Linked DNA regions of Mus musculus: region 1 is linked to region 2. The links are chromatin loops, found by intact Hi-C in ENCODE. Cell type or tissue: left cerebral cortex. All regions are shown on one strand. Each heading gives the region's core, and the rest is flanking DNA. Links, peaks and the distances in the headings are about the cores only.

Evidence for each region. Hi-C counts contacts between places; a loop is a spot of excess contacts. Peaks named below come from ENCODE experiments on the same cell type or tissue, not always from the same donor. Only the 100,000 strongest peaks of a DNase experiment are listed, where the experiment ranks them.
Region 1: a loop joins it to region 2, with 5 times the contacts of the local background. A loop is called at or near these places in 19 of 42 quality-filtered maps.

The regions. Positions count from the first base shown.
Region 1 is chr8:70,760,101-70,768,419 of GRCm38, forward strand. It overlaps Mpv17l2 (MPV17 mitochondrial membrane protein-like 2), which reads right to left and starts at 821. Exons shown (of 5, transcript NM_183170.2): 1 at 620-821; 2 at 268-438. The coding sequence starts at 806. It overlaps Ifi30 (interferon gamma inducible protein 30), which reads right to left and starts at 6,563. Exons shown (of 8, transcript NM_023065.3): 1 at 6,409-6,563; 2 at 4,820-5,002; 3 at 4,665-4,694; 4 at 4,619-4,663; 5 at 4,447-4,539; 6 at 3,627-3,779; 7 at 3,028-3,081; 8 at 2,673-2,940. The coding sequence starts at 6,531. The coding sequence ends at 2,875. It overlaps 6330537M06Rik (a long non-coding RNA gene), which reads left to right and starts at 1,015. Exons shown (of 2, transcript XR_003947402.1): 1 at 1,015-1,088; 2 at 5,825-7,475. It overlaps Pik3r2 (phosphoinositide-3-kinase regulatory subunit 2), which reads right to left. Exons shown (of 16, transcript NM_008841.3): 16 at 8,076-8,319. In left cerebral cortex, for the core only: a CTCF peak has its summit at 3,427 (motif pointing right); DNase peaks (open chromatin) are centred at 433, 961, 3,453, 6,043 and 1 more place; H3K4me3 peaks cover 2,554 bases; H3K27ac peaks cover 1,453 bases.
Region 2 is chr8:70,837,749-70,846,067 of GRCm38, forward strand. It overlaps Arrdc2 (arrestin domain containing 2), which reads right to left and starts at 1,972. Exons shown (of 8, transcript NM_027560.1): 1 at 1,380-1,972; 2 at 1,231-1,297; 3 at 946-1,093. The coding sequence starts at 1,653. It overlaps Kcnn1 (potassium intermediate/small conductance calcium-activated channel, subfamily N, member 1), which reads right to left. Exons shown (of 10, transcript NM_032397.3): 10 at 5,416-6,813. The coding sequence ends at 6,568. In left cerebral cortex, for the core only: CTCF peaks have their summits at 1,212, 3,498 (motif pointing left) and 6,973 (motif pointing right); DNase peaks (open chromatin) are centred at 1,977, 2,948, 3,496 and 6,978; H3K4me3 peaks cover 1,384 bases; H3K27ac peaks cover 1,709 bases.

The DNA of each region.
Region 1 (8,319 bases), core at 58-8,057, 78 kb before region 2:
AGCAAACTCAAGGCAGCGAGAGTACATGATGCCTCCTAGAACAAAGCAATCCCAGTACTCGGGAGGCAGAGGCAGGTGGATCTATGTGAGTTTGACACCAGCCTGGTCTTCAGAGCAAGTTCCTCCAGGGCAGCAAGGTCTACACAAAGAAACCTTGGGGGGGGGGAGGGAAAAAATAGAAGAGAAGCCCCGTCAGCACTCCCCTAAGCACAAACCAGGCTCTGCCCATCACAACTTCTGAGTTCTCAAAGTCCTGCTGCTCCTTACCCAGGAAGTACCAGACGCCCAGAATGGGAGATGCCACCGTTTGATCCACTAGCACCTTCTTCATCACACTCGGGAGGCTTCGTAGGCCCGACGCGGGGAGGAGGCGGTCCAACCACAGATACCAGAAGTGTAGGAAGGGGCCCATGCTGCAGCCCACGGCGAACATGCTGGCTGCGGGACAGGGAGAGTCAATGGCAGAACCTCCTGGCGAGGTGCAGAGAGACTGACAGGACCCATCAGAGTGGGTGCCAGGTCCCAGAGTGATTGACAGGCCCCAGGAAGGTGGGTGCCCGGTCCAGGTGACCGCTCGGTCTCTGGGGGTCCCTCTCGTTCGCGCACAGGTCCCTCTCACCTGAGCGCCGCGCGCTGAATCTCTGTCCAGGCCGCGCGCGCACTTCCCAGACCTGTCGCGCGCCATCGCCCGCGGCCATGAGCACGCCGCAGCCCAGTGTGTTGGTGAGGAGCAGCGCGCGGCCCTGGAACAGCGGGCGCCCCGCAGCCAACGCCTTGCGAGCCCAGCGCCAGCCTCCCAGAGCCATCGCCGCTACAGACACCAGGGAGCCGCGGCAGCCGAGCGCCGGGCCCGCGCCAATCACATGCCCCGCCGAAGAACCGCCCTATTCAGAACGGACCAATCCAAAACCCCAAAGCTCCGCCTCTCAAAGGAAGTGACCAATCGTCCTCAAGCGTTGCGGCAGGCCGCTCACGCCGAACACGGGAAGTCCTATTTTGCTTTACCCACTTTTCTGCTCTCAGCGGACCAATGGGCAAGCGCACATGAGTCTCGCGGGCCTCCCACCCCTGAGCCGAGCTGACCAATGGTAGGTGGCTGCCTCTCGCCTCGCCGCCTCGCCCACAAAGCTTCCTGGGAATGGGCGGGGCGAGGGGCATTAGCAAAGCTGCTGGACTTGACCTTGGCGTGACCTCTCCTGTGCCAGCGAAGCTGCTCAGGCAAGTTCATAGACACCGGTCTAACCTCAGCTATTTGAGACCTATGCTCATACAGCCCAGGCTACAGCCTCCACCGCCGCGCCACACCTCTGCGTTTCGAAGACTGAATAGGAGTTCATTATGCAAAATTCATGTATTGATCTCTTCACAGCAACTTTGTGTCACTCTGGAAACAAACATCCTTACTTCCTTTATTCTTTAACCATACACAAGACAAGCCACTAAACTGTTGTCCGATGCCCAGGTTTTCGAGTATCTCACCTGCCTTTTCCAGGAAAGTCTTATTTATTTCCTACAGTAAACACATGCTCCCGACCCCCCTTTAAGTCTCTGCCCCATCATAGGTTTTATAGTTACGTGTTTATCCATGAATTTCTGTTCTGCCTAAGGAACTCCTATTCATTCTTCAAAGCCCAATTCTAAAATGCCTATCCTCATTATATAGACTCTACACATCCCATCCTTCCAGTCTTCATTCCTCCCCTGGCCTATCCTGGCTTCACTAAACTAGTGACAGGATTGGTTCTGCATTTCCTGGACAGAGGACTCATTGGTAACTGGTCCTTGGCATCTTTAGGTGTGAAGGTCAATTCTGTCAATCAGACAGGATCTAGAGTCACCTTGAAGACAACCCCGGGGGCATATGAGATGGTTGGTCTAGAAAAGTGGTTCTCAACCTTCCTGATGCTATGACCTTTTAATATAGTTCCTCATGCTGTGCTGACCCCCGACTATAACGTTTTGTTGTTAGGTAATTTTGCTACTGTTATGATTTGTAAATATCTGATATGTGACCGCTGTGAAAGGGTTGTCTGACCTCCCCCAAGGGGTGTGGACTCACAGGGTGAGAGCAGCTGGTCTAGACTGTTAGCTGAGGTGAAAAGATTCCCCCGACCCAGAATGTGGGTGGCACCATCCTATGTGCTAGAGTTCTGGACAAATTAAAAAGTTGCAAGTGTCTGAGCAGTGGTTGCCCACACCTTTAGTCTCATCTTTCAGGAGGCAGAGGCAAGTGGATCTCTGTGAGTTTGAGGGACTTGGGGACAGAACAAGTTCCAGAACAGCCAGGGCTACATTCTGTCTCCACCCAACCCCTCCCACCAATAGGATGAAGTGGGTGGAGCATCAGCATTTGCCTGCTTGCCTCCTGACTGCATACAGTGTGACTTCAAGCTCCTGTCTGGACTTACACAAACACACAGACACAGACACACATAGGAGATGGGCTATAGACTCTCACAAGGTGAGCCAGCATACACCCTTCCTTCCTTAAGTAGCTTTTGTGTTTTGTTATACAATGAAAAAAGTAATTCCCAGAGACTGGCATTTTTTTGGCTTTTCAGATGGGATGAACTCTAGGGTCTGGGGCATTGAGAGCTGAGCAGGTGCAGTACCCTGGGTTACAGCTCCACATTAAAGACAAAAACACAAACTCCAACTCTAGGAAAAAGGAATCACAGGAGTATAGATGATTTATTCTATGAATTTAAATTTAGCACCATTTGAAAATAAGGCAAGATCCTTGTCTCTGAGAAGTCTGGAGTCTGGGCTTTGTGGGACATGTGCAAGGTTTTCATAGCGAGGCAGCAGCTCTTGCAGGTTGGCAATTTGAAGAAGCTGGGCAGTTTTTCCTGGGACGAGTTTGAGGTTATGCCTTTACTTATAGCAGACCTTCCTGGGGGAGTCGGCAATGGAGGAGCAGATGTCTGGCTTCTCCGTTCCCTGGAGGGGGATGAAAGGCTAGGAATGGGGGACCTCTGGGGAGACTCAACCCCCCTAGATGAACCCCATGATTCATGCCCAGCTTACCTGGTACAGCTGACAGACTATGCTCAGGAGCTCGCTGGGGTCCTTCAAAGGTTTCTGCATATCACAGGAGACATGGGTAAGCACAGCTGGGTAAGAGGAATGAGCCTGGGAGCTGACGTAGGGGGATCACTGATAGTTCCAGAACACTCTCACTTGTACTGACCTAGGCAGGGCGGCTGATCTGTCACTCTGCTTTGGGATCTTTCAGACAAAGACTCTTGTGTATGAGGCCAGAGCTCAAAATGGAGGATCTTTGTTGTCTTTTGTTATTTTGGCTTTGGTGTCTTTTTTCTAATTAAAATCTTATTTTTAGATTTGTTTATCTTATTCATGTGTAGGGATGTTTTGCCCCCAAGTATGTGTGTACACAATGTTTATGTAGTACCCATGGCGGCCACAAGAGGGCGGTAGATCCCTGGAGCTGGTGCTGGGACTCAAACCCAGGTCATCTGCAAAGAGGGCCAGCTTTCTTAACCACCGAGCCTGGAGTCACTGCTGTAGCAACACTCAGTGCTGGGGAATACACCACCATGCTTTTTACATGACTCTGGGGCTTTGAACTCAGACTGTGCTGCCCTGGCTGGCTAGAGAGTTCTTACCTCATTGACCAGCACCCAGGGCACATACTCGTGGGGTGGGTGTAGGGCATCTGTGAGCTGGGCATTCTCATGCATGAGCTGTGTGCCCCGTTTTCCTGTGGCGCACTCCATGATACTCTCTGGTGACACCTCAGGAGCATACACCTGCAGGCACTGTGAGAAGAGGGGGACACATTGTTCAGTCATTTCGCCATCAGCCCCCAAGTGGCCCCAGACAGACCTCTCCCCTCTCACTGTCCGTCTGGGTGGAGGTTCCTTGAAGCTGAGTCTTTGGGTGCTCTTGCCTCCCAGTAACACCGGATTTGCAGCCTCTGCCCCCTGGTATCTCATTATCTCAGGGCCTCCTTACATGCCGATCCCTCTGCTGGCAACACCCTACTGTTCCTTGGTGTCTCCTTGGTGCTCAGGCTCCTTGACTCTCCAGTCCTACCAAAGGAGTCGGGCTGGGAGTGTCCCGCAGGCTCCAGGAGGCTGGGAGGCCTGACGTTTGTTTGATAAGCCACAGTAGTGATTGGAGAGCTGTGAACCTTTGGACGTTATTTCCCACAATGCTCTGGGAAGCAGGCTCGGCCTGGCTTATCTCCTGTCACCTGTGTCTTGTGTCTACAAATAGTGAAGATCCCAGGCTTTGCTCATAGACCTAAAGGTTTTCCTGTATAGAAACTACGTGAGGGAAAGTCACGCCAAGGGCTAGGGGTGTGACTTGGGGAGGAGCCCTGCCTAGAACCCCCCTAGTGAGGGCCTGGGGCGTGGCTCAGGAATGGATCCCCTGCCTAGATATTGGAGCCAGGGCGGCACAACCTCCCACCCAACAACTCACCGGTCCCAGTTTCTTCTCCATATCATCCATCTCCTCCATACAGACGATGGTTAGGAACGCTGCCTCCTTTTCCAGCTTATCCAGCAGACAGGCCTGGAGAGGCAGGCAAGTGTTGTCCAGAGAAAGTGGCCAATCCCGCCTCCCTTCACCGCAGGTCCGCACTCCAGCTTACCTCCACCATGTTCAGTCTACACTCCAGCTCCCCGTGCTGGCACGTGGAACTCCCACGTACCGCTGACATTTCTCTCCTGCAAGATAGCAATGGATCTTGGTGAGCTCAGGTGACTAGGTGTTCCTGGTGAGCTCAGGTGACCAGGTGTTCCTGTCCCTTGGCATCCCTCCTGCTTCAGTTTCTTTGCCCCGCCCCCAGTACCTGTGCATTCCCGTAGGGCACCAGGGTGATGTTCATGATTTCCATCACCATCAGCCAGGTTGGGAACAAATCCCGGACGAGGAAGTAGCGACAAGCTCCACACAGGGACTCATAATACAGGCTGACTCTGACAGGTGGTGAAGGGGGCAATGGGCGTGGCCCCAAGAGGCACACATCGTGGGCCTGAAAGGAAGAGAGGTGTCTGGTGAGGTATGGCCCCGGTCACCCCTGAAGAGGGCAGCCCTATGCCAAGACCCTTATAGTTCGTTCAGCCTTGTGGCACTGGGGACTAAAGGTTTCTTTGCACGTGTTGGGGGAGCAGTCTCCCAGTGAGCCACATCCCGGGCCCTCTGAGGGTTTTTTTGGGGGGGGGGTTTAGAGACAGGGTTTCTCTGTGTAGCCCTGGCTGTCCTGGTACTCACTTTGTAGACCAGGCTAGCCTCGAACTCAGAAATCTGCCTGCCTCTGCCTCCCAATTGCTGGGACTAAAGGCGTGCGCCACCACCGCCAGGCTTTTTTTTCCCCCTCTGAGGTTTTCGAGACTCTAGATCCTGTTCCGCAATCACAGTTTATCTACAAAACGGAACCTGACAGGCTCTCAAACAGTAGGTGCTCAGCGAATGCACAATCTTTAACTATATTCAGGAAGTGCTAAGACAACACTAGCACCCGGGAGGCAGAGGAAGAGTTCCAGGCCAGCCTGCTGTACATAGTGAGTTCCAGGACAGTCAGCCCTACACTGAGACTCTGTCCCCTCCATTAACAAAACAGAAAACCAAACCAAATCAAAATAAAGTAAAATAAAGTAAAAGAAAAAAAAAAGATATGCATATTTCTAGTTGCTGCTCTCTCGCTCAGCTTTGTCTGTTCAGAGATGCACACTCTGAAGCCAAATACATGCTCTCTCGCTTGATCTCTCTCCGTCCCTCCTCCCTCCCCACCTCTGTAATTTTGCGCATCACAGCGATGCCTTTCACCCACGAAGACTCTATTCTTCCTCTCCAGGGACCCAGGGAAACTTCACCCAGTCTGATGCCCGACTAGACACAGAAGGTGCCTGATGCGTGCAGAGACTTCCGGTCCCCGGGGAGGGCGGGCCGAGTCTGAGCAAGGATCTAGGCGTGCGGGGCATGTGTTTGCTCCAGGTCAGAAGCACGCTAGCCCCCTCTCTTCTTCGGCTGGAACGCACACCGTAAGCGACAAGAATTGTGTGAGGGTGGAGACCAGACAGTGATTCAACAGGTCTGGAGCAGAACACCCCCCCTCACACACATACACACACCCCGTGCGCGTGCCCATCCCTCAGCTCTTCACTCAGACATATCCGGTAGGTGGTTGATAAATGCTCAGGCAAGGCGGGCAGGGGATAGCTGCATTTTTCAGACCTGAGATGGGGAAGAGAAAGGACGTGGACACGGTACTCAGAGTTCAGGGACTGGATTAGGGGTGGCGGCCCTGGGCGTGACAGCTTTCCCTGAAGACATTGGAGTTCCCCAAAACGAGTTCACGGAATAAGTGCAGAGAAGTCCCTAAGCTGACAGACTGGCGGGCATCTGACCCTGGGCCCCTTCCTGCGTTGCGGTCCCTACCTTGCAGGTGGTTGTGCCTTCGGAGGATGCTTGCGAAAGGGACGCAGTGGCTGCTCTGGGAACCTCGAGTGGGAACAGCAGAAGCAGAAGGGACAAAAATGGTAGGATCGGAGACCAGGACATGGCTGCGGAGGAAAAAGCTGGCAGGACTGCTTGGTCAGGCCAGGAAGGCGGGAGACTTTAAGCAAGTGGAGGCCCCACCCACTAAGTCCACGCCCCATCCAGGCTCCTTCTAACCCTGGGACTCCTTTCCTGAAGGCTCCGCCCCAGCCAGGTGCTGGTCCCAAATCACGAGGCCACAAGACTCTGTCCAGCCTCCAGTCCTCCGCGGCTAGCATGTCTGGTCACGTGAAGTTTTTGGATCAGGCATGGGAAGGGGGACTCCAGACAGTGACGACCAGACCGAGGGACAGGAGGCTCATGTTCTTCCCCAGAGCCCAGCGGAGGTGGGGGAGTGACACATTCTCATCACTAATTCTTACTGCCATGACTCCAGGTCACAGCAAGCCAGCCCCGCCCGCCCGGCACATCCCCCCACCTCCGCTGATTCAGGCCACAGCAAAGAAGCTAGCTTAGGCAGGGCAACTTCCCATCTCTGGTTCTGGGCCCTGGCTTGGGTTGAGGACATAGCTGAGGTACTTGCTTCCAGCAACTGAGTGTGAGACTGGAGATGTGCCTGGACTCCAGACACTGTCCTTTTCCATCAGCTGCGGTTTCCCAGTCTGTGAAATGGGGTGCTAGTGACACATGACTGTGGATAGAGTCGCCAGGAAAGGATCATGCTGTGAGAGCCTCTGCACCAAGTCAGTTTGAGAATTGAACCCTGGGTCCCTGGAGCAGTGACAGGCCACAGAACAGCAGCACCAGCAGGAAAAGTTCCAGCTCCAAGCGTGAGAAAACCGGGTTTTCTGTGTAGGAGACAGCAAGCTAGAGGGGATGGCGATTTGGGATGGCTACATGCTGAGTTCTGTTCTAACCAAGTCTTGATTCCAACCCTCACCCCTCTGCAAGCTGGGCAGAGACCACCCCTGAGGCCACGAGTACGGATAACATTTGTTTTCTCTTTTGTTGATTTGTCTCCCCAGCTAATAAGCTTGTGATTGTGCCTCAGCTTCCCAGGCTCTGGGGTCACAAGGTGCTGTTTGTCTTAGGTCACTTGCAGGATGCAGCATGGACCAAGGCCAACTGAACCCATAGGGTAGTGGGTCAGGGACGGGTTCTGTCCGTTACTGTCCTAGCTGAGCCTAAACGCGCTGGAGGGGGAATGGGAGCACTTGGCAAAGTACTCATGGGCTTAAGTCTTGATGTGTTCCTACCCTAGTGCAGGACTTTTGCTAATGAGCACAGATCCTGGGGTCTGGTCAGCAAGTGTGCAGAGGGCCAGAGCTTGGTCTCCCCTCACAAATCAGGGAGACTAGGGACAGGCGACACCCGCCTGGGTGGCTGGGAGGTTGTTGCCTTTCTTCCTGATGAGGAAGTTAAGGACGACATGGGCGTCACAGCTTGTGTCTGTCCGAGCACCCTGGAGCTGGGGCAGCAGAAGAGGGGCTGTTCTTGGGTTTAGGGTCCCTGGCAGGCCAGGACATGGGTATGGGGCATGGCCACTGGCAGGACAAAGTCTGTCGTTCGCAACAGGGTTTAGGAATTCCAGTCCCCAAAGACACTCAGCCAACAGGTACAATGTTTCATATTCGTATCAATAAATGTACCGTACAAAACCTGCTGCCCATCCGCCCTGGGCAGGTATGGGGTCCAGGGAGCAGGGACACACCCAGGGCCCTTGTCCCAAAGGGGAGGCGATTGCACAGTCTGGAGAACAGCGCAGGGCCTGGGCGAGGGCCAGAGTTTGTATTTTGCCCGCCAGAGTGGGGAAGATTCTCGGCAGCTGCGGGGTAACCCCCTGTGACTGGT
Region 2 (8,319 bases), core at 168-8,167:
GTGTAGCCCTGGCTGTCTTAGAACTCACTTTGTAGACCAGGCTGGCCTTGAACTCAGAAATCCACCTGCCTCTGCCTTAAAGGCGTGCATCACCACTGCCTGGCCAACCCTATCTTAGGAAGCCAAAAGTTGAATAAAAATTAAAAATAAGCCAGGCGTGGTGGCGCACGCCTTTAATCCCAGCACTTGGGAGGCAGAGGCAGGCAGATTTCTAAGTTCAAGGCCATCCTGGTCTACAGAGTGAGTTCCAGGACAGCCGGGGCTACACAGAGAAACCCTGTCTTGAAAAAAACAAAATAAGTAAATAAATAATAAAAACAAGACTAGATGTGGTGGCACCTATCTTTAGTCCCAGCAGGTATATTTCTATGGGCTTAGTTAGGGCCAGCCTGGTCTACTCAGTGAATCTCAGACCAGCCAGGATTACACAGAGAGAGACCTTTCTAAAATTAAAAAAAAAAAAAAAAGTCGGGCAGTGGTGGCACATGCCTTTAATTCCAGCACTTGGTAGGCAGAGGCAGGCAGATTTCTGAGTTCGAGGCCAGCCTTATCTACAAAGTGAGTTCCAGGACATCCAGGGCTATACAGAGAAACCCTGTTTCAAAAAAACCAAAACAAAACAAAACAAAAAACAAAAACAAACAAGAAAAGAAAAAGAAATAAAGCAAAACCCAAAACCAGTAAAGACAAAAGCAAACACAAAAACAAAAATAGCCCTATCATATCCTGCTTTCCAAATGGGGTATCTGAGGCTGGGAAAGAGCAAGATACCTTCCCAGAGGCACACAGCAGGTGAGCACCCTCAGAATTTGCACTTACCTATAGTGGGTTTTAAACTCACCACTAACTCCTGGCTCCCTGTTACAGAGGTCATTTGAGACCCTCAAATCTAAAAGGTGTCAAGCAGCCAGGCTGGACCCCAACCCCCATGGGGCAGCCACTTGCCAGCAGGGCAGGTGTGTTTATGTCCACAGGTTCAATGACAGTGAACACCTTCCGGGCGCAGCGTGCAGGGACCCATGGCCGGTGCAGAGTGGCTTTGATGGAATAGCGGACGCTGCCGTGTTTGCCCTCGAAGGATGTCACCAGGGAGCTGGGGTGGCAAGAGTGGGTAATCAGAGGATCACTATCAGGAGATAGTGGGGTGAAGGGCATACAAGAGGGATGTCCCGAGAAGTCAGGGCTGAGGGAACCCTAGATGCCCAGCCAGAAGGCGACAGTGGGGCTTACATAGGCAGCTGGAAGCTGAAGGGAAACTCGTGGCGTCCAGCGGGAAGCGTGGCGATATCCCCCGAGTCTAGGAACAAGACCCGGGGCTCAGCGGACGTAGGCCTGGGAATCGCATGCTCGGTGCGCCCCAAAAGGTCCCCAGCCCGTACCTGGCGCGAGCAGCGTGGCGCGGTGGTTCACGACTTCCACGCGCTCGCTGTAACTCTGAGTATAAGCAGTGCTGGAGCCCGCGCTGCGCGACTCCGTCCAGTGCGCGCGCGCGCGGCCCCGAGCGCGCAGCCTGAGCGCGCCCACGCGTGCCGCGCCCGCAAGCTCCAACAGTACCCGGCCTGCCACGGCCTGGCCTCCGTGGAACACGGGCTCGGTGCCCGTGCGCGCCCCGTCTATCTCTACTACGAACGCCTTCACCTTATCGAACAGCATTGCGGTGACGGTCGCGAACCCAAAAAAGAGATCGGCCAGGTGCTCGAACCCGCGAAAAGAAAGAGCTAGAGACTGCGAACGCAGCGGGCTCGAACTACGTACACACACAAGCGGGACAACAGGACGGAAGACCGCTGGGGACCCGCAGCTGCGTCGCACTTATAGGACGGTTGGAGGGCGGGGCCTGAGGAGAAGACCGCACCTACCGGAAGAGACTCCGCAAACACAGCAGTAGGGAACGGGACCCCAGAAAAGACTAGGCCAATAGCGCGGCGAAGGAATGGCCTGAGGAGAAAGCCACACCTTCAGGAGAAGACTCCACCAATAGCGCGCTGAGGAGGCGGGGCCTGAAAAAGCCTGGTTCTGCTGAGAGAATTAGGCCAAAGGCTCCACGAGGGCGGTGGCCTGATAGAAAGCTCCCCCCCCTACAAGGGACCAGGCCAATAGCGTGTGAAGGGCGTGGTCTGAGGGGGCAAAATCAGCTCCTGCGAGAAAGTCAGTAGCATCGAGGGGCGGGGCGGGGCGGGGCGTTAGAGAAAGCCTCGCCTACCGGAAAGAACTTCACCAATAGCGCGGTGGGGCGTGGCCTCACGAGGCTCCAGACAAAATAACCCTTGCTTGGTTCTGAACCGGAGCCTAAGTGGGAGGTGCTGCAGCGCGGCTCTGCCGCCTTAGGTCTCGCAAATACACAAACAAGGAAGCCCAGGAATAGGGAAACTGGTCTTAGTCACCCAGCGTGACAACTGTCACTATTTTTTTTTTCTGTTGCTTTTTGAGACGGGTTCTCATGTAGCCCAAACTTACCTGGGACTTGAGACAGTCCCCCTGCTTCTGTTTACAAGATTGGCCAGTAGTTTTGTGTTCCCTTGGCTAGTCTGGAACTCACTGTGTAGACCAGGCTGGCCTTGAACTCATAGAGGCGAGGTTGCCACTGCTTCCCGAGTGCTGGAATTAAAGCTCAAATCGGATTTCTGAACCCGAAAGCTTTATTTTCTTCTGAGGCCAAGTCTCACATAGCCTCCAATGCATCTCGTACTCTAACCAAGCCCGATGTTGAATTTGCCATCCTCCACCAGTCTTCCAGAGCTGACTTGATAGGCGTTTGCCTTAGTACCTGACTGTTTCTTAAACTTAAAAAAAAAAAGATTTATTTATTTGTATATGTATATGAGTACACTGTAGCTGTCTTCAGACACACCAGAAGAGAGCCATTACAGATGGCTGTGAGCCACTGTGTGGTTCCTGGGAATTGAACTCAGGATCTCTGGAAGAGCAGTCTGTGCTCTTAGCCACTGAGCCATCTCTCCTGCCCGGCCTGGCTTTTTCTTATGTTTTCAGACAGGATCTCACACTGTAACCCAGGCTGCCCGGGAACTCAAGGCAATGGAACTCCGGTGTCAGCCTCTTAGATGCTGGGTTCGCAGGTGTGTCCACTAGGCCAGAACCTCCCAGCTTAATCATCAACTCGCTGCCGCCTGCAGACCTATCTGGGGCACCTTTTTTCAGGCCCATTGTTTCCGGCGATGCGAATTGGTGGGGACAGGGAAGTGTTGGTCCTTTCCCCCCCCCCCCGCATTGGGCACCCCCATTCAACCTAAAGGACCCTGGCAAGGGACAAGGAGGATGTGCCTCAATTTCCACTTCCATAAGGCCTAGGGGAACTTAGTCCCTCAGATCCAGAAAGGGATTGCCGTGCATAGGCAGCAAATCCAGGAGACTCTGATATTTTGAGTCAAGGGCTGCAGTGTACCTGGGGATAGGGAGACCCTTCTGGAATGTAACAGGAAGAATTGCTCCTGCAGGGAAACCTGCCCGGCATTTGTAGACACGGGCACCCCCTGGTGGACATGGGATGTACTGCGGCTCGTATTCACTCCTGAGCCCAGCTGTGTGAACGAACACAGGTTCACAGCCTTATGAACCAGGCTGCAGCACCCCCTGCCCGCAGCCTGGAGAGGACAAGGCGGCCTGGAGGACCAGAGAAGTCCCACAGGTCTTGGACTAAAGAAAAGTGCGGGAATTGAAGACGCCCCCTCCCAGAGTGAGTGTACCACACAGATAAGTCTCGGAGACCAGAGAGAGGGTTTGGCCTTCGCCTGGAGTCACGGAGTAAGTCACACCCCACCCAACCCCACCCCACCCCGTGTGTGTTAGAGGAAGTCCTCAGTGAAAGTCTGGGTGGCTTCAGGATTTCCTTTGAGTCACCTGGAGAAAAAAGTTTCAACGGGGTCTCTTCCTGGCCCACTGGACAGACGCTGACTTCCTTCATCCAACTGAGGATTTATCTGTTTAGAGCAGCTGGAAGCAGATGTGGGGCCCCGCTTCTGACCTGCCTATTTCACGGTCCGGCATAGTGAAGCCTGGCTTAGCTGAGTGAGTGAGTGAGGGGCAGGGAGCCCAGAGACACCACATCTGCCCTGCAGGCACACAGCAAGGCTCAGGGATAGGAATGCCCTAGGGGTCTCATAAGTGAACTGGGAGGGGTTATGACCCGGATTCACAGTGGAATGTCTTCCATTGCAGTCTGCCACAGGCTCCTTCCCAGTGGGAGAGATTCCCTTCCTATCCACAAACACCATCAGACCCGCCCCCACTTCAGGGACAGACCCAGAGTAGCAGACAAGGCAAGGTAAACTGAGACAGAATTCGGGGTGCACACACGAGAAGCTTCTTTGAGAATCGGGACCCCCTCACCTGGAGGTCCTAAACAGGAGACTCTCTAGCCCATCCTGGGTTTCCACAGATCCTGAATCCCCTGCTTTAATTGGGAGTGTTCCACTGTCAACCTCTATTTCTAGGTTGTCACAGGCCTGAAATAGGGACATAGTCCAGGCAGGAGGACTTCATCCAGGATAGATGGGCGTCCCTATGTGAAATCCTAACTCTGGGAGCCCTTATGATTTTTGTGACAGTATATGTTAGCTCAGGCTACCCTCAAATTATGAGGCCCTGATCCTCCTGCCTCAGCTCCCCAGTGCTGGAATGACAGATATGTGCAGCCACATCTAACTTTTTAAGAAAAGTCTTGAGAAAGGGTCTCTCTGTGTAGCTCTGGCTGGCCTTGAGCTTCTGGAAATCCACCTGCCTCAGCTTCCTGAGTGTCTACTGCTTCTGCGAGCTCACCTGGAAGTAACATCTGCTGGTGTCACAGGTTGTCTTGGCTGCGGTGAAGTCACTGGCCACGGCGTTCACGCCTACGCTGCGCTCCAACCGCGCACCACCACCTCAGGTGCTTGCACATGCAGCAGTGCGGCTGCCTGGAACATCACCAGCCTGGCAGCCGCTGCCCCCGACCCCCGCGGCGCCCGAAGCTGCGCAGGGAGCCCAGCTGCATGTCCCACGAACCGGGTCCCTAGACACCCGGACTTCCTACTCCATGACGTTGATTATTAAGTCCGGGGCAGGGAAAATGTGTCCTCTGACCGAGGCGATCTGTGGCCTCACAACTGCGTTTTATTCTCTCTCTCTCCCTCCTTCCCTCCGTCCTTCCCCCCCTCCCTTTCTTTTTGGTTTTCTGTATAGCCCTGGCTGTTCTGGAACTCACTTTGTAGACCAGGCTGGCCTCGAACTCAGAAATCCGCCTGCCTCTGCCTCCCAAATGCTGGGAGTAAAGGCTTGCACCACGCCAGGCCATTTTATACTCTCATTTAGCCCCAGCCCGCCTCCCGGTGATGCACAGACCTTAGAAACACGCAGCGCGCAGTTGGAATCTGAAGGACCCTGTTGTCCTCCACGCCCAAATGTTTCACCAGAATCCCAAGTCACCTACAGCCTTGTTTATTTCTGTGCCACCCCACGTCTTACACTGTATACACTGCAACCCACCTGCCTTTGCCTCCTAGGTGTTAGGAATAAAGGCATGTGTCACATTGACCTGCCTTGTTTATTTCTTCTGGACCTGTTTTGATCTCAGTCCCCTTCCTGATGGACAGGAGCTAATACTGGGCTCAGAAGGGGCAGGATGGGTCCATGTTTCCCAAGCCCTCATGGGCAGTCTTAGGAAGGAGGGGGTATTTATTGAGCACCTACTGTCTGACCCGTGTGGGGGTTGGGTTAGGCCTGTTTCCCACAGCAGCAGGGGAATAAAGCCTGCCCAGGTCCACCCCAGAGCTCCACCCCACAAACTTATAGAATCCAAACTGGGCCTCTGGGTTCCCACACAGGTCCACTATCTCCCAAGACAGGTGGCTGAAAGTCTGATCAGAGGACACTGTGACTTAGGCTGCTCTTGATAAGCCGCCCATGCCTGTGAGGTGTCTCAGTGTTCCCCAAGTACCCAAAGTCTGAAGCCTAAGGTCTGAAGTGACCGTGGTGACTCTGCTCGTCTGTAACCCTGGCCTCTCACCCTCCCGTGTGTCCTTACTTTGACATCAGGATCCCCAAGTAGAATCTATCCGCTTATGCTGTTTAACAAGTGTGTTTGCCTCAGACCATTGCTGTGTGGCTACAGGCAAGTGGCCTCACCTCTCTGAATTCTCATTTGTTTGTATCTTACTCCAGTTAGATAGATCCTGAAGAAAAGCCATTGTTTCAGTCCCTGTATACAGTAGATACTCAATGCATGTGCAGTGACTTTCCACGTCTGTCCCCGTCCATTAAGGAATCCCCAGGTGGGGTCATCTACCTCCTCTGGGGAGATGTTTGCAGCCCCCTGCATGTCAACAGAAAGCGGGCTGGAAGCTCCTGATTTACTTAGAAATGTTGAGGCCCCTGCTACTACTCCTTGCCCTCCTGGGGCCTGGGACAGCTAAGGGGACCTGGATCCTGTGGCCCAGCCTCAGAAGGATGAGTGCCAGTCCAGTCGGCTCAGTTCACCCAAGCTTCTAAATGCAGTAGTCCGGAGGTCCAAAACGGCAAGGAGCTAGCTGTGGCCACACGATGGCTGAGATGGAGCAGTCTAGCGGTCAGCAGCCATCACCCACAGTCTGATCCCATGGTGGGCAGCCAGTGGCTTTGTGGGCTCTGGGTGGCTGTGGCCAGGTGACCAGGCCCAGGCCAGGGTGGTGGTAGAGGGCATATGGCTTGGGCTATAAGGCCTGGTAGAGCCTGCAGGGAGGCACCCAGGACATCCAGTCGGCTCTCCAAGGCGGCTAGGCGTGCCTCCAACTCCTCCTGCTGGGCCTGCAGCTCTGACACCACCTCATATGCGATGCTCTGTGCCTACAGAGATGGAGAGACAGACCGAGTGATAAAGGGAGGGACCAGGAGATGGCTGAGGGCAGAGGGCTAAGGACAGTAGGGGCCAGCATGAGGATTAAAGAGCAGGGGACTGAGCAGTTTTTGTTCCAGCAGCTCGCCGGCTGTGTGACCAGCAGGGGGCGCCAGAGGTGCAGAGTCCCAACACAGGCCGCCAGGGAGCTGGTGAACATGTCAGGCTCAGATGGAGCTAGAGAATGGTTTTCTTCTTTGGGCCACCATGGCTTTGCCCAGACTGTAGCTTACCTGTCCCTACTTGTCCAGAAACCAGGATGTGACATTTGAAGACACCCATAACTGTTAGCTCATAGCCCTCTCTGGTATTGTTTGTTTGTTTATTCATTTATTGAGACAGGGCATAAATAACCATGTAGCCTTGGCTGGCCTGGAACTCCCTACCTGGACCAGACTGGCCTCAAACTCAGAAGCCAGAGACCTGGGATTAAAGGTTTGTGCCGCCAGACCCAGCTTGGCTTTATTTGTTTGGTTGGTTTTTATTTATATGTATGTGTGTATTTCTTGAGACAGTCTCCAGGCTGTCCTTGAATTTGAAGCAATCATCCTCCTGCAGCCATGTGAGTACTGGAGTAAACTATGTGAAATGAACCATTATGACTTCTGAACTCTAGAAGCTGAGGCAGTGTAGCGTCCCCCAGCGGTGAGCAGGCTGGCTCAGACCTGTTCTGCCACTGTGAAGGGGACCACCTGGGGTGGAGACTTCCGAGACATAGCTAGGTCTAGTGTTCTGCCCCCTCTGTGCTCTTCTCCAAGATGCTGCTGCCTGCTGACAGGCTGAACCTGTCTTCCTGAGCCGATCCTGAATAAGCAACAGCCTGGCCACCAAGTACTGACAGCCTGGCGGCAGAGCAAGGAGAACCTGGAGTGTTGGAGGATGGCCCTTTCACCTTTATAAGCTCAGACTCTTAAGTAAACTTTGGGCCTTGATCAGTATCTTGTCTTGGTCTCGTTATTTCTCTCACCATTTCCTCCCATACAGCCCCAGCCTCCGATTCAGGAACCCGGTTCGTGTAGCTGCAGGCAGCTACAAGGCAGGAGGATCAGGAATTCTAAGTTGTCCCTGGCTACACAGTGAATTCCAGGATAGACTGGGCTACATGTCACACTGTCTTAAAAACAACAAAAAGGTCGGGCAGTGGTGGCACACACCTTTAATCCCAGCACTTGGGAGTCAGAGGCAGGTGGATTTCTGAGTTCAAAGCCAGCCTGGTCTACAAAGTGAGTTCCAGGACAGCCAGGGCTACACAGAGAAACCCTGTCTCAAAAACTCCAAAAAAAAAAAAATGGAGGTTGGAGGTTGGAGAGATGGTTCAGTGGTTAAGAACACTGACTGCTCTTCCAGAGGTCCTGAGATCAAATCCCAGCAACCACATGGTGGCTCACAACCACCTGTAATGGGATCTGATGCCCTCTTCTGGTGTGGCTGAAGACAGCAGCAGTGTACTCACGTAC